Regions from separate parts of the Homo sapiens genome. Here region 1 is linked to region 2. Evidence: chromatin contacts called from ENCODE Hi-C or POLR2A ChIA-PET data. All regions are on one chromosome and are shown on one strand. The core of a region is the stretch at or near the end of the contact, and the rest is flanking DNA. Distances in the headings are between cores, read along the strand shown. Region 1 overlaps SLC9A2 (solute carrier family 9 member A2). Region 2 holds the start of SLC9A2 (solute carrier family 9 member A2).

Region 1 (2,700 bases), core at 8-2,507, 41 kb after region 2:
TGACAGTAATGATAGCCACTAACTTGTGAATGCTCACTTTGTGCTCAGGTCTCTATAACAAATTATGAAACAGGCATTCCTCCCATTATTCAGATAAGAAAAGCGAGGCAGAAAAAGACTGTGTTTAAAGGACTTAATTTTTAATTCCCTCTCCATTTGCTCTTATCATTAAAATGCCATTCCTGACTCATTTAAAAGTCTACATAGTAGGCCGGGTGCAGAGGCTCATGCCTATAATTCTGGGAGGCTCATGCCTTTGGGAGGCTGAGGCAGGTGGATCACTTGAAGGTCAGGAGCTCGAGACAAGCCTGACCGACATGGTGAAACCCTGTCTCTACTAAAAATACAAAAAAAAAAAAAAAAATTAGCTGGGCATGGTGGTGAGCGCCTGTTATCCCAGCTACTTGGGAGGCTGAAGTGAGAGGATCGCTTGGGCCAGTGAGGCGGAGGTTGCAATGAGCCAAGATCATACCACTGCATTCCAGCCTGAGCAACAGAGTGAGACTCCATCTCAATAATAATAATAATAATAAAATAAAAGTCTACATAGAAACCGATTTATTCTCTGTTAGCTTGTATTCTACTGCAAAAGCAAATCCTCAGAATGAATAAAATGTCATCTCTAAGGACATCCATTAACTTCATGTGAACATTATTGTATAGAAGATAATTTATTGATCACAATTTGTAGTATAGATATTTTAAGACAGCTAAGTTACCTCACTTAAGTAACAAAATCCGCTTCATATATTCCATTATTCATGAACTGAGTAGTCATTAACTTAGCAATATTAAATTTTAACTGGGAAACTGCCATAATAGTAGAGACATTTTATAACTCATTCTAATTTCCAGAGGCAGAAGGCATGAAGTTTTCCATTCTGACTTATGCTCGATACGTAAATTTTACCCTGTCGAGGGAGACTGAGGACCTTTGAATGGGAATTCCTGGAGTAAGTCTATTTAGTGCAAAGGGAACTTTACAAAGAAATAAAAGCTCCTGTTGCAGTCCTTCTAGGGCAGCTCAGTAGAGTCAAATTCATTTCAGAATGACACACCAGGCCTCCACACTGCTTTCCCACCTCTGATCAAATTTTTATTCAGACATCTCCGTGGTCCATTCTTTGAGTTTGTCCCAAATCAGATCTCAGGATAGGGTCTGGCTAAGTCACTGTTTAGAGTATGCAAAGGTAGCAGGCCATCCAGACACACACCCTGTGCTTCCTCTCAGGAGGCACAGAGGCACAACTGTGGTTTTATGGAAAGAAAGGGAGGGCTGACCCAGGGAAGGCAGGCGGCCAAAGTGAGAGCTTGTCACTCTACTCAGAAGAAGGGCACAGACAGAGCAAGGCCCTGGCTGGTGCTTTGAGGTGGAAGCTCTTATCAAGGAATGGCCAGAGCCTGTCAGTCAGAACCACTGTCGTGGTTTCATATCTAAGAGCCTCCCTTGGTAACTTACTTGCCCTGGCTGAGAGTCCATGGACTCTCAAAGCCAGACCCACAAGATATCAGGGCATGCCCACAGGTTTGCCAAAGAATAAACTACTAGACGTTTCTCTCGCTGAATTGTCTGAGTACTGTACTGAATTGAGCGTGTGTTAAGAATAATTAGAACAATGGTGTCAAAAATTCTAATTTTATCTCCTAGTCAGGTACCTTCAAAGAATAGAGGTGGAGATGTTTTGTGGAAGATTCTTTGATTCATTCATTCAGGCTTATCTGTAGGAGAGGTTAAAGGAACTCATGGACTTTGGAAAGGTATTAAAAATATGGGCCATGATGCATACAGCAAAAACTGTGAGTCACTAGGAGTTGCAAATAGAAGAATAGGGGTTAGTTTAAGGAACTCACGGACTTTGGAAAGGTATTAAAAATACGGACCATGATGCATACGGCAAAAACGATGAGTCACTAGGAGTTGCAGATAGAAGAATAGAGGTTAATCGGAGAAAATTCATTGTCACAGTATATAATCTCGAGGATGGGTAACATGGTAGGTTAGTGCCATTAACTCCTTTCCCAAATTATGATAAATTCAACATTGAGCTAGAAAAGCTGAAGCGAAGAAAACTTAGCATGAAAATGTCTCAAAGCAAAAGAAATGCAGATCAAACACTTCATGCTATTGTACAGGGCTGTAGTAGATTAGAAGTAACTAGAGACATGACAATTGAAAAAAATAAACGTGTGATTTTTAAATAGGATTGTGGTGTTTTCCGTTAGAATAAATGTTGCATGAAAACTTTCCAAAATTTCCCTATTAGGCAAAGATTTTTCAGATGATTTCTAGAACATGTTAATGCAGCCACTGAATATTCTAATAAATTTTCCGAGAAGACTTAAAGAGTTTCCTCCATCTGCTCATAACCGGGCTTGGTTAAGGAGAGCTGGCTCTGTAGAGAGAAGCCAGTAATGGACCCCAGAGGCCCAGTCACTGTGTGCTGTGGAGTGGAAAGTAACTTTAGGAAGATGGAGGGTAAGCAGTGACCACTTGGATCTTAATTTTGATTTTGCAAACAGCAGAATAGTTCTAAAATTTCATATGCAAAATGATTATCCTGTATGTTTCATACAGGAAGAAATTACCTGAACATTTTTTTTTCTGAGACAGAGCCATTCTGATAGACGACTGTATTTGTATAATTTGCACCCTTGCTTTATATGATTTCACAGAATTAGTGTGCTTTTAAAATCAAAGTT
Region 2 (2,700 bases), core at 63-2,562:
GTCCCTCCATTACTTTGAAGACCCAAAGAGGACTGTTCCTTATTTTCTTCTATGCAGGTGGAGGATTTTTTTTTCTTGTACCCTCTGCTGACATCTCACTGATTTTCTATGTTAGAACTTTGAAAGAAAAAAAAAAAAAAAACGGCTTTGAAGGTCGAACTGCCTGGTGTTTGTTTAATAGTAGAAGCCACGTGTTTTGACACATCAAAGATTAAGAAAAGAGAAGGATTTTATTTCATAAATATCAAAGGGAAAACTTTCAGTTAATTGAATGGCAACTAGTCCCCTTTGTGCTCATTTCGGTTTCTGGCGATAAAGATGCTCAAACAGTGAGATCGCAACCAGTGAAGGAGGCGCTCTGAAGGACAGGAAAGGTTGGCTCTGCATGAGAAAGCCCTTTTAGATCCAGAAGAAGAATCACGCTTCCTTTCTTTTCCTGACCACAGCCTGTCCTGTAATTAGCGGAGCAAGTCAATCTGAGCGAGGCAAATCACTGGTTTTCCATGAAATAATTATATTTCTTATGCTCTTGGACATGTACACCTCTAAGCCTAAAAGCGGAGAAAGATGTTTTGGTTTTTTTTACGTGAGCTGGGGGAGGGAGAAGAAAAGTGGCAGCGACAGTGTAGCAAATGGGTGAAAGCAGCACAATGTGGCAAGAGGAGAGAACAGGATTCCGATTCCGTGGGGGCGTGGGAACACTGAGTTCCGCGCAGGGAGTTTCCCTGTTCAGAGCACCTTGTGCGCGAGTTGATAACTCTCGGAAAGGAAACAAAATTTGGCTTTCCTAAACTTTCTGTACGTCCAGAGAATCCCATGCCTTGTCTTGGCCTCCGCAGCGCCAGGCTGGGGTGACAGCACTCCTCCTCCACCGGCCCGGGCTTCTCCTCCGGACCGCGAGCCTGTGGCGCCTCCCCGCGCGCCCAGCGCACCGGGGTGTCCCCTTGGAGGAGCCTGCGGGGGCGGGGGAGGAGGGAAGGGCGCGACTCGTGGGTCGCGCTGGTTCCTTCACTGGATGGACGTCCGACGCTGCCTCCGGGGCGGAGACAGCTCCGGCCACCATGCGCCCGTTGCGGCGATTCCACCCACAGTTCGCTGGCTCTGGGGGTGGCGGGTCTTGGCGCGCGGTGCCTGCGCGAAGGGAGGGCAGCCATCGCCCCCGCGGTCACTGGGGCCCCGCGTTCCCCGCGGGCTCGGGCAGGTGCGCGGTGTGCCGGCCAGGTCCCCTTGTCCTCCTGCCCTGCGGCTTGGGCGCCGCGCCCGCCCCGCCCCCGCCCGCGGGCCGCCCTGGGCAGGGCCTGCCGCTGCGGCTGGAGAGCAGCGCACCGGCATGGGCAGGCGGCCGGCGGCGGAGGGCGGCTGAGGGCTGCTGAGGGTACGCGCAGCGGCCTCTCGTCGCCCTGCACGTGCCTCGCCAGGCAGTGCGCCTGCTCGCAGCGAGGACCTAGCCCTCTGGTTGCAGAGACCCGGTGCCGCAGCAGCGGCGGGTGGCTGTCGCTGCCCTGCCCTGCACGGGGCAGGGCGGAGCGGGCTGAGCAGCCCGGGCGCGATGCGTTGAGCGCTCGGAGGGCCAACCGCCGGTCCCCTTGGCGGCAACCGGCGGCACCCATGGAACCACTGGGCAACTGGAGGAGCCTGCGGGCGCCACTGCCTCCGATGCTGTTGCTGCTGCTCCTGCAGGTGGCGGGGCCCGTGGGCGCCCTGGCGGAGACCTTGCTGAACGCGCCGAGGGCCATGGGCACCAGTTCCAGCCCGCCTAGCCCTGCGAGCGTGGTGGCTCCCGGAACGACGCTGTTCGAGGAGAGCCGGCTGCCTGTGTTTACGCTGGATTACCCCCACGTGCAGATCCCCTTCGAGATCACCCTTTGGATCCTGCTGGCCTCCCTGGCCAAGATTGGTGAGCGAACTGGACTTGTGGGGAATGGGAGGGGGCGATCTCGGGGGGACACCTGGAGGGTGACCGGGTCAGCCAGCTGACCTCTAGATAGTGACCGCCTCATCTTGAATCAGGGCAGGGACGACAGATGGAGCAGCTTCTTCTGGTTGAAAAGGACCCTTGGAAGAGCAGTTTCGCGTTTTGGTTCTTAAGGGAACATTGGCCTTGAAATGGCCCCAAGTGTAAGTTCTACAAACTCAGCGATTGCTGCTTACTTCTGCCGCACGGAACGCCAAGTTTGTCAGCTCTCTGCTTAAGTTGAGTGAGATCTGTTTATTGAAGTGTACCAGTCTCACCTGCAGGGAGAGAGGTGCCGACGAACCCCGGAGCTATGCATAATGTGGTTAAAACCCTGGATGCTACAGGAGAGAGGCGCCTTGGCAGTGACACAGACCCTGCTGTGCGCCTGACTAATGAGGTGCATGGAAGGGGACCAGGGACACCTGAGTGCTTGCAGCTGCAATAGGAACGCCCTTTCTCCTCCCTCTATTGGGTTGAGGCTGTCACTCTCCAGGAAGCTTTTGCTTCGGGGTGGCTGAGGCCAGTGAGGTGAGATGCATATTTAAAAATAATTAACTCTGGGCCCAGGACAATGGCCCAGCCTGTAATCCCAGCACACTGGGAGGCCCAGACGTGAGGATCCCTTGAGGCCAGGAGTTCAAGATCATCATGGGCAACATAGCAAGACCAAACAGTACAAAAATAAAAAATTGGCCGGGCGAGGTGATTCACGCCTGTAATCCCAGCACTTTGGGAGGCTGAGG

What was found. Hi-C counts contacts between places; a loop is a spot of excess contacts on that map. ChIA-PET counts read pairs that join two places held with the same protein, here RNA polymerase II (POLR2A). Pooled maps may share reads with other maps.
Region 1: a map of PC-9 shows a loop between it and region 2 (9-fold over the local background). The contact joins the enhancer-like site here to the promoter of SLC9A2 in region 2. A Hi-C loop is called at or near these places in 5 of 168 maps with a recorded cell type or tissue (Caco-2, K562, PC-9 and 2 more), 3 of 37 single-sample maps with no recorded cell type and 5 of 50 pooled maps. POLR2A ChIA-PET finds 5 or more read pairs at or near these places in 2 of 52 experiments (OCI-LY7 and PC-9).

Annotation. Positions count from the first base shown.
Region 1 is chr2:102,658,928-102,661,627 of GRCh38, forward strand. The region is part of intron 2 of SLC9A2 (solute carrier family 9 member A2); the gene reads left to right. Among named protein-coding and RNA genes, the nearest start is that of SLC9A2, 41 kb to the left of the region's middle. Within about 2 kb of position 1,258, at least 3 of the 41 ENCODE cell types and tissues checked have a DNase peak (open chromatin) inside an H3K27ac peak, as active enhancers do.
Region 2 is chr2:102,618,241-102,620,940 of GRCh38, forward strand. SLC9A2 (solute carrier family 9 member A2) reads left to right here and starts at 1,313. Exons shown (of 12, transcript NM_003048.6): 1 at 1,313-1,897. The coding sequence starts at 1,609. RefSeq lists a silencer at 921-1,030.